Regions from separate parts of the Mus musculus genome. Here region 1 is linked to region 2. Evidence: chromatin contacts called from ENCODE Hi-C or POLR2A ChIA-PET data. All regions are on one chromosome and are shown on one strand. Each heading gives the region's core, a stretch centred on a gene start or an enhancer-like site at or near the end of the contact. The rest is flanking DNA. Distances are from core to core; before and after follow the strand shown. Region 1 holds the start of Zfp111 (zinc finger protein 111). Region 2 holds the start of Zfp114 (zinc finger protein 114).

The links. Hi-C counts contacts between places; a loop is a spot of excess contacts on that map. ChIA-PET counts read pairs that join two places held with the same protein, here RNA polymerase II (POLR2A).
Region 1: a loop to region 2 is called in a map of left cerebral cortex, with 5 times the contacts of the local background. The contact joins the promoter of Zfp111 here to the promoter of Zfp114 in region 2. A Hi-C loop is called at or near these places in 1 of 37 maps with a recorded cell type or tissue (left cerebral cortex). POLR2A ChIA-PET finds 5 or more read pairs at or near these places in 1 of 5 experiments (embryonic stem cell).

Annotation. Positions count from the first base shown.
Region 1 is chr7:24,205,548-24,211,204 of GRCm38, forward strand. It overlaps Zfp111 (zinc finger protein 111), which reads right to left and starts at 2,602. Exons shown (of 4, transcript NM_019940.2): 1 at 2,482-2,602; 2 at 1,511-1,568. The coding sequence starts at 1,525.
Region 2 is chr7:24,173,360-24,178,532 of GRCm38, forward strand. It overlaps Zfp114 (zinc finger protein 114), which reads left to right and starts at 1,663. Exons shown (of 4, transcript NM_001029933.3): 1 at 1,663-1,790; 2 at 2,750-2,807; 3 at 4,391-4,517. The coding sequence starts at 2,793.

The sequences.
Region 1 (5,657 bases), core at 1,352-3,851, 33 kb after region 2:
ACACAGTGTTCCATAAAGGCTACACTGTGTGTGTGTGTGTGTGTGTGTGTGTGTGTGTGTGTGTGTGAGAGAGAGAGAGAGAGAGAGAGAGAGAGAGAGAGAGAGAGAGAGAGAGCGTGAGCGCACACGCGAGCATGTGTGTAATTTCACCATACATATACTTACAATAAATGCAAAACAATCTCATTAAGGAAAGTTCAGAAAACTGCCATTTTTAATCAGTTACCAAAGTACCCCCAAATTTTTAAGTGCCCAGTTTAGGCCAGAATACAGAGAATCAGGGATACCTGGTGACTACAAATTACGTGTGAAAATCACCACTGTTGCTAGCAAAACAAGCGTCTAGTCCCTGGAGCTGAGGGTACTGTGTAGCTGGGGAGCTTGGCTGAACTCCATGTAAAATACCCGTGCATTTGTATTCATGCTGCAGTTTCCTGAATCATGGCTCCTGGGTGCTCAGCGGTGTCTAATATATGCGCTGAGTTTCAGGGCTGCTGGTGTGTCTCCATCATAGCACACAGCTCATTCGATCCCAGCTTGTCTGTACACGTGTCTGTGTGTTTGTCCTTTCTTCATCACCATGGCAGCCGTACACTCTCCCTGGTTGCTCAGGAAATGAATCCTCAGGACACCCCGTGCAGGAAGTGAGGGCGAGCAGAAGTCTGTGCGTGTGTGCCCACATGTCTGCACGCATGCACGTATATTTATGCACAGCATGTAGAGGTTGGAGGACAATCTCTGGTGCTCTTCCTCAGGTACTATCCACCTTTTTTGTTGCTGTTGTTTTAGAGTCAGGGTCTTTCTGTGGCTTAGAACTTGCCAAAAAAAAGGTAGGATGGCTGCCAATGAGCACCAGGACCTGTCTCCACAGAGTCCCAGAAACAGGAGACTCTGTTTCAGCAAGGTGGAAGAAGAAAGCCCAACTTCCAAAAGATGACCTTAGCATGGTTACAATTCCTTTATTTCATCATCATCATGATGCAAAATTTTAAAGTGAAAAAATTCATAAATCACATGAATAGGGAAGACTTGTATTTATTTGCAGAATAAAATTAGGCAAACTTTGGAAAATGATGTCACCTTTAAAATATAAGTGAACTTAACAGTTTTTTAAATGTATGTGTGTCTGTGTGTATATATGTGTGCAGGTCCCTGGGAAGTTAGGAAAGGGCACTGGACACCCTGGAGTTGGAGTTACAGGCAGTTGTAAACTATCAGATGTGGCTGCTGGGAACCAAACTGCCCTTAACTACTGAGCCATCTCTCCAACCCACTTTCTCTAGTTCAACTTATTTTACTTATCCTTGTACACTTTCTCGTGTGCAGTGCACTTTGAGCACATGTCCCACCGTCCTCTTATCCCTCCTCCTTCCAGACCTTCCTTCTCAGCAACTTCCCCTCTTCCTTCATGCAGTTCAGAGAGGCTCTGTGTAGAGCACTTGCCCAGCATGCAGGGGTCCTGTTTCCAATCCCTAGCACTGCGGGGAATGGGGGAAGCAACCCGACTTACCTGTAACTTGGTCATTGTTCTCTTCTCTTTGAGACAAGGCAGGGCTCTGGGAAGCAAGCTGGGGAAGAGGGGCTTCGTGAGAACACTGCTAGGACAGTTGGTCCACATGGCTTCCTCAGCTTCTCCATCAGCCCCAAGGGCTGTGCGCGCTGACCAGGCTTTTCTGCCTACTTCCTACTAAGCCTCCGGGTTACCAGACTCACTCACCACATTCTCTATTTCTGGAAGCTCAGGGGTGCTGGGCACTCTTACCTTCACAAGGCTGCTGTGGTGATGGGTTTTCCAAAAAAACCAAATGTTTAAGATGCATGCTGTGTCTTGACTGACCACCACTCTCAGAAGGGTCTGTCAATTGTGACAGCTATCTTACATGTTACTGTTTGCATACATGGGAGTGAAATTATCCCTCTGTCTTGCTGTAAAAGGCTTAATTACTAGTAATCATTGCTCATTTGCAAGAGCCTCCACAAAGTCTCTTTTCCCACGTGCATAAAGATAACGACCTATAAAAACCTAAAGCTCAGCAGATAAAGGCCACTGTCGCTGAAACTGATCCCCTGAGTCTCTGGACCCCACACAGTGGAAGAAGTGACTGAACTTCCAAAAGTTGCTTTCTGATCTTGTCAGTATACAAGCTGTGGCACGCCTACCTCTCAAAGTAAGTAAGTCATATTATATCGCATCGCATCGCATCGCATCGCATCGCATCGCATCGCATCACCACATCACAACCAGAGTTGCATACTACTTAAGGCTTTAGGGCACTGCTATCTGCCATCACCGTTCCTCTGATAGACTCCAGTGGAAAGCTAGACTCTCCCTGGGGCTCCACAAGCAGCTGAGATGGGTCCAATAATCCTGAGCAGCGCCACTTCAGGAAGGGCCCAAGAAAGAGGAGTGCCCCCCCCCCACCCCATCCCTCCGCCTCTCACTTCTCCCCAGCAGCGGACTCGGTCCCCGAGGAGGCATACCAGGAGCAAGGGCGTACAGGGCCACAGAAAAGCTTCAGGATCTCACTTCACCAGAAGTACCACCAGGCCGCCTTGGTTTGCGGAAGTGGAAGCGACTTTGGCAGCCTCTGGAGCGGGAATTACCATTCCCAGAATGCCTCAGTGGAAGCACCTAGCTCTGGTGCTCTTTTGGGACTACATTTCCCAGAATGCTAAAGTTTGGTTAACCGCCTAGCTGTTTTAACAGCTGTTAGGTAGTTAGGTCCTTGGATATAGCTTTTTTGGAAACTTGTTCTCCTGAGTTGCTTTTCGGGATTTGGGAGTTTTTGGTTTTTGTTTTTGTTTGTTTGTTATTCATTTGTAAAATGGCATGAAAGACAATTGTAGTAAGTTGTTGGTGGTGGTCGCTTTTTTTCTCCCCTCACCCCCACCCCAGGTAGAGATTCTCTGTGTAGCCCTGGCTGTCCTGGAACTGCCTCTGTAATCCAGGGTGGCATCGAATTCATAAACCTCCCTGCCTCTGCCTCCCAAGTACTGGTATTAAGGGCATGGGACACCAAGTCCTGCTGTGGATACTTTTTAAAACATTGAAGCCCCACTGTTGTGATTATAATAAGATATAGAGGTAAAAAAAAATGTGTTCTATGGGGTGTGGTGAGGTGTGGGGGAGGGGGTCCCTCAGCGAGCCCAAGCCAAGGCATCCCTTTCCTCAGAGGGACCAGTGACATGACGATATAGCATAGAATAGAGTTTATTTAGGGCATGGGGAGGGGAGTTAAGAGAGTAGTAGAGGCAGAGAAAGGCAGAGAGAAGGAGAGAGTAGAGAAGTAGAGGCTGGCCATGATCACGCGGAGAGAGCAGAGGGAAGGAAATGGGGAGGGAGGGGGGGCAAGAGGGCAAGAGGCAAGAGAGAGAGGCAAGAGTAGGAGAGTAAGAGCGAGTAAGAGAGGGATGAGGGGGCAAGCAGCCCCTTTTCTAGCGGGCCAGGCCTACCTGGCTGTTGCCAGGTAACTGTGGGGGTGGAGTTCAGACAGAATACCAACATCCATATTATACTGCATTATAAAAGCTAGAACTTCAGTTGTGAAGCTATAGGCGCTTGACTGAGCAGCAAAGTCCGAATCCCTTCACAGAATCCCGTGAGATGTGAGGGGACACCCGCCTAGAATCTTCTAGAGAGGGGCTGGGAAAATGACCTGGTAGTAGAATACAGACTATTTTTGTCACTGTTAAGTTGCTGTGAAGAAGCACCATGACCAAGATATAGAGAGGCAACTCTTAAGATAGAGAGCTTTTATTTGGGGGCTTGTTTAGTGCATTATCATCACAGTAGGAAGCATGACACCAGGCTATGAAGAACCATTCAAATATTTGAACTTTGGGCAGAGGCTACTCTTATCCAAACCACCACACCCCACTCCCTAGTCCCCATAGGGTTATAGGTACAACATAATGCCTATGGCCAGCAAAACTGCTTGGCAGATAAAGGCATTTGCCCAACCAAGTTCAAGGACCTGAGTTCAGTCCTTGAAATACACATAGTGGAAAGAGGGAACTGACCCCTGTAAATTTCCTTTGACCTCCACCAAAGTTGCTGTAGCACACTGATGCACACACACACACACACAATTAGTTAATTAGTTAGTAAATTAATAAAAATAAACTACTACAAATTATAAGAAGATTATTATTTTGTCTCCGTTTCACTGAAAATCCACTTCAGAGCCCACCGTGCTGCAGTAACTATGCTAATAAGCCTCTTGCCCAAAGGACTGCTCAACTCAGTGTCACACTCTCATTCCCACTTCCTCCCTAAAACTTAACAAAAACATGTCCATTCACCATGGGTGGTTGCAGGAGCCCTGAGTCTCGGAATCTGCTGTAAACTGTAGCTCAGGTTATTGGTGTATATATAGAACTGTGTGCCACAGAGAGAAGAGTATAAACTCTATTTAATCTACTGGTACACACCCATTCAATTCTTTTAAAAACCAGATTCATTTTTACGTGTGTGTGTGTGTGTGTGTGTGTGTGTGTGTGTGTGTGTGAGTGAGAGAGAGGGAGAGGGAGAGGGAGAGGGAGAGGGAGAGGGAGAGGGAGAGAGAGAGAGAGAGAGCGCGCACAAAAGGGTGTCAGGTCCTGTGGGGCTGGAATTACAGGCTGGTTGTCAACTTGACACTAACAGGGAAGAGGAAGCCTCAACTACAAAGATGCCTCCATGAGACTGGTCTGTAGGCAATTTTGAGGCATTTTCTTTATTAATGGCTGGTGTAGGAGAGCCCCACTCGCTGTGAATGCTGCTATCCCTGAGCAAGTGCTCCGAGGTTGTATAAAATAGCAAGCTTAGTAGCCAGGCCTGGTGGCTTTGATCTCATCTCTCAGGAGGTGGAGGCAGGAGGATCTCAATACATTTGAATCCAGCCTGGTCCACATAGTGAGTTCCAGGACAGCCAGGGCTACATAGTGAGATCCCACATGAAAAGACAAAAAAACAAACACCTACCAAGCCATGGACAGCAAGCCTGTTGGCAGTGTTCCTCTGTGGTTCCAGCTCCAATGCCTCCTCTGGCTTCCCTCAGTGACTGATTGCGATTGGCAGGTATAATCCAAACAAACCCTTTTTCCTCCAAATTGATTTTGCTCAGTGTTTTATCACAGTAACAGGAGCCCATCTAGAACAGGGAGTTTTCTCCTACTTTTGGAAATGTTTCCAGTGTAGTGATGAGTTTTTGCTGCACCACTTTGACTCCTGGCAGATCACACCCATGCACCCACCCAGGAGCTATCTTTGGATCCACGAATGAAAGACGCATACATATTAGCTTATTTGTAAAATGCCTTGGCTACCTCAAAGGCTAGACACTCTTAAATCTTCCTCCGTTACCCCAGGCCCAGTCAGGGAAGTGGCCAGCAGCCACTTACCTGAAATCTCACATAGCTGGCTGGCTTTATTTCCTGCTGCTCCTGCATCCTATCCTTCTTCATGGAGATTCTCTTCATTCCTCAACTCTAAGGGTCCTTCCCCGTGCTCAGCCATTGGCTGTTGGCATCGTTATTGATTAATCAAAAACCAACTGGGAAGAAGGACCTTTAGGGTTTGGACACACAGATTCCTGATTGAATCAAAGCTTCAGACCGGTCCTCTAGGCAGGCAGATGTCAGGCACAAACTATCAGCTGCAGTCCAGTCCTCTCAGC
Region 2 (5,173 bases), core at 413-2,912:
ATTTAAATGCTTAGGCACCTGCGAGTGGAACTCTTTTAAAAGATTTGGCGGATGAGGATATAGGGTCTTAGGCCTAATGTCTCTTTTTCTTGCCTTCTGCGTATGGATCAATATATAAGTCTCAGCCACTTCTTCAGCACCATTGCCAGCCTGCTGTTATGCTCCTGACAGGATAATGGACTAAAGCTCTGAAAGTATAAGCCAGACCCAAGTTACATGCTTCCTTTTGTCAGAGTTGCCTTGGTCATGGTGTTTCTTCACAGCAATAGAATAGTGACCCAGATCGTCCATGTTCTACTACCAGGTCATACCCCTAGCCCCTCACTGGGGGATTCTAGGCAGAGGCTCTGCCACTGAGCCACACCCCCAGTCCCTCACTGGGGGATTCTAGGCAGGGGCTCTACCACTGAGCCACGCCCCCAGCTCCTCACTGGGGGATTCTAGACAGGGGCTCTACCACTGAGCTACACCCCCAGCCCTTCACTGGGGGATTCTAGGCAGGGGGTTCTACCATCAAGTTATGATCCCAACCCCTCACTAGAAGATTTTAGGCAGGGCTCTACCACTGAGCCTTTCCCCAATGCCTTACAGAGGGAATCTATGAAGGGGCTCTAACTCTGCTGCCAGATCAGGCTCCTATAGCTTCACAGTTGAAGTTTTAACGTTTATATAGAAATATAATATGGGACTTCATTGTTTTTCAAAAGTATCAATAGCAGTGTGTGATGGCCCACACTTTTCAGCCCAACACTAGGGAGGCAGAGGCAGGCTGATCTATGCCTTAGAGGCCACCATTGTTTACGGGAGGGGGTGGGGAGTTCCAGAACAGTCAAGTCTACATACAGAGAGATGTTGTGTCTCCGGGGAGGGGTGGGGGTAGGGGAATCAAAACAACAATAACAAAATATCCATATTTGTCTTTCGTGATGGCTCCATGATAGGTTTCAAATCAGTATTCAAGAGACTAGGCCTAAGAACTGGGCAAGTTCAGGAAAGCCCATGCAAGTTAGAAAAACAAACAAACAAACAAACAAACAAACAAACAAACAAGTCAGGCAGCTAGTCAGAAACTAGAAGGTGCCCAGCCACATAGCCTGAATCTAGGACGATGGGTCAGCAACAGTTTCCAGCCCCATGTCTCAGTAATGGTTCTGGAATTTCCGTGGAGATAGAGTAAGACAAAGCCCACTTATCCTAGGATTCCTCAGCAATAGTTTCGGGCCCTCCACGCCCTGGTAATGGTTCTAGAATACCTAAAGGTGAAGTAAGACAAAGCGCACCTATCCTGGAACTCCCCTAATGTGCTTCAAATTGGGCTTACAATCACACTTTGGGTTCTCTCCTTTTTGGAATGAGGGATCCCCGCTGGTCTTCTGCTGAATAAAACACTCTTTGCTTTTGCATACTATTTGAGTCTACAAACAACGGCAAACAACAGGCCCTGACAGTGGCATTTCAGAAATGAATAAATCGAAAAGCAACCCAGGAGAGCAAGCTCCCCCTTCCTCCTCCTCTCCCGCTCCACCAAAAAAAAAAAAAAAAAAAAAAAAAGATTTCCGGGGGCCCACTGTAGTTAAAACAGCTTGGAACTTATTGATGGTTTTAGAGAGCTGGGGAATGTCATTACAGAAGGGCACTATAGTTTGGCGCTTCTACTGAAGCATTCTGGGAATTGTAGTTCCCACTCCAGGCGGTCAGACTCTTCTGCAAGCGGAGGCGGGCTGGTAGTGCTTCTGGAGATGTGAAAACTTGGAGCGTCCTGCGGCCCTTCGTGTGTGCTCGTGCTAACGGTGTGTCCCTTGGAGAAACAAGTCCACGGACAGGGAGAACTGGGGCACCGATGGCGATGGCGGCGGCAGTGTCTGAGTCCCCTCTTGCTGGGCTCAGCCCCAAGCGGTGCTACCTGGTCCTACTTCCCCTGCTTCCGGAGGGGAAGGAGGAGTCCGAGGGAAGAATCTAGCATCCCAAGGGAGCATGGGGGAGGAGTTGTGATGAGAGGTGGCCTGAAGCCTTAAGTGGTTTGCAACTGGTTTTTATGCGATTTTTTTTTTGCATTTTTTAATTTACTTACTTATTTCCTTAGTGGGACGTGCCACAGCTTGTGTATGAAGGAGATCAGGAAATACCTTGTGGGAGTCCGGTCTCTCCTTCCACCATGCGGGGTTCAGAGACTGAAACTCAGGTGGTCTCCCTCGTCTGTAGTCACCATTATCTGATGAGCCATTTCCCAGGGACAAACTCCCTTTTCCTTAGAGAGGGTTTTTATATCTCATTATTTGCATGCACATGGAAACAGAGACTTTGTGGGGGGCTCGTGCAGATGAACAGCATTTAATTTACTAGTATTTAAACCTTTTAGTGTGAGAGACAGAGCGGAGGACTATCATTCCTATGTATGGAAACAATTGTGTGTAAGAGCTGTCACATTAACAGACCCTTCCGAGAGCAGTGATCAATCATGACGCAGTATTCGTCAGAGTTCAGAGCTTCTTAAAGATTTGTTTTTCTGGGAAGCCCACTAACACAGCCAGATTTGTGAAGGCAATAGTGCCCAGCACCCAGAAATAGAGAATGTGGCCTTTTCTAAGCCCCAGCTGTGAGCAAGGTGAGGCATGGCACTACCTATGAGTAGAAACTAGAAAGAAAAGCCTGGCCAGCGCACACAGCCCTTAGGACTGATGGAGAAGCTGAGGAAGCCATGTGGCCCAACTGTCCTAGCAGTGTTCTCATGAAGCCCCTCCTCCCCCAGCTTGCTTCCCAGAGCCCTGCCTTGTCTCAAAGAGAAGAGAACAATGACCAAGTTACAGGTAAGTCGGGTTGCTTCCCCCATGCCCACAGTGCTAGGGATTGGAAACAGGATCCCTGCATGCTGGGCAAGTGCTCTACAGCTGAGCCTCTCTGAACTGCATGAAGGAAGAGGGGAAGTTGCTGAGAAGAAAGGACTGGAAGGAGGAGAGATAAGAGAGGACGGTGGGAGCCTGGCATGTTGGCACACGCCTTTAATCCCAGCACTTGGGAGGCAGAGGCAGGAGGATTTCTGAGTTCGAGGCCAGCCTGGTCTACAAAGTGAGTTCCAGGACAGCCAAGACTGCACAGAGAAACCCTGTCTCGAAACAAAAACAAAAACAAAAAAAGAGGACAGTGGGAACATGTGCTCAAAGTGCAGTGCACACAGGAAAGTGTAAAAGGATGACTAAAAAGAATTCAAAAAAGTGGGCTGGAGAGATGGCTCAGTAGTTAAGGGCACTGGCTCAGTTCCCAGCACCCACACCTGATACTTACAACTGCCTGTAACTCCAATTCCAGGGTGTCCAGCGCCCTCTTCTGGTCTCTCAGGGCACCTACACACATGTACACACAGGGCATGCACATACATTAAAAAAAGTCTTTTAAGTTTTCCTACATTTTAAAAGTGACATCGTTTTCCACTGCTCACCTAATTTTATCTTACAAATACATATAAATTCTCCCTATTGGTGTGGTTCATGAATTTTGATCATTTTAAATTTTTGTATTATTATTATTGTGTGAGGATGTTGGTTGTGGACATGCAAAAGCATGTATGTAGACATCAGAAGACATGTTTTCAAACTTGGGCTTTGTTCTTCCACCTCACTGAAGCAGGTCTCCTGTTTCTGGGACTCTGTGGAGACAGGCAGCTCCCTGGTGCTCATTAGCATCCATCCTAGCCTATTTGGCAAGTTCTAAGGCGCGGAAAGACCCTGATGATTCAAAAACAACAAAAAGAAAGGTTGCCAGCACCAGGGGTTCTCCTTCATCCTGTACATTCATGTGCACCCTCATGTACTTAAGTACACTGACATGTATGCACACATGTATACACACATGCACACAGACCTCTAGCCACCCTCACTTCCTGCACGGGACGTCCTGAGCATTCATTTCCTGAACAACCAGGGAAAGTGTACGGCTGCCACCAAGTGCACGGCTTCTGTGGTTGATCCAACTCAATCGATGAAGAGACGAAGAAAGGACAGACACACAGACATGTGTACAGACAAGCTGAGAGCAAAAGCCATGTGCTCTGATGGAGACACACCAGCAACCCTGAAACTCAGCACATTTATTAGACACCGCTGAGCACCCAGGAACCATGGTTCAAGAAACGGCAACATGAATACAAATGCACAGGGGTATTTTACATGGTGTTCAGCCAAGCTCTCCAGCTACCTGGAACCATCAACTCCAAGGAGTTAATGTGTGTTTTGCTAATAACAGTGACTATATCCCCAGTTAATTGGCAGGCAGTAATTATTCCTGGTTCTCTATTCTCTGGCCTAAACTGGACACTTTTAAAAATATTGGGTACTTTGACAATTGATTAAAAATAGCAGTTTTTCTGAAACATGGAATGTGCTTGCCGTCACAGGAGGCAGTGACATTCAGGGACGTGGCCGTGGTCTTCAGCGAGGAGGAGCTGGGGCTGCTGGACGCTGCTCAGAGGAAGCTGTACCACGATGTGATGCTGGAGAACTTCAGGAACCTCCTGGCAGTGGGTGAGGACGGGGCCCTGTGTCCTTGGTGATGTCAGAGTTCACACCCGTGTGTCTGTTGCACGCCACTGCTTCCCTTTTAGGGTTACTTATTTTGTATTTTATGTGCACGTGAGTGTTTTGTCAGCATGTGTGTCTGTGCCACATTCACTCATGATGCCCACAGAGGCCAGAAGAGGGCATTAGATCCCCTGGACCTGGACTTACAGATGGTTGTGAGCCAGCATGTGGGTGCTGCACACACACCCTGGGTCCTGTGGAAGGGCAGCCAGTGCTCTGAATCACTGAGGCATCTCTCCAGCGTCCACTTCATTTTTTTACAACTGCATTTTACAAATAGATGCTGCGCTTTAAATGAAATTTTAAAAATATTTCTTTTTGAGTATGAGTTTGCATGTGTGTGTGTGTGTGTGTGTGTGTTTCCTTAAAAAGGAAAGAATTTTACTGAGGCTTGATACCACGTTTCTGAGATTTAGTTCATTATCATGGTGGGATAGAACGGTAGCAGAGGTTTTATATTTGGATCTAAAGGCAGCAGGAAGAGCAACACTGGTTCTGGCTTGAGGATTTGAAACTTCAAAGCACACTTCCTCAAACAAGGCCACATCTCCTGATCCCTGTCAAGCCTTGGCATTCCCTGTGTGCCAAGCATTCAAACA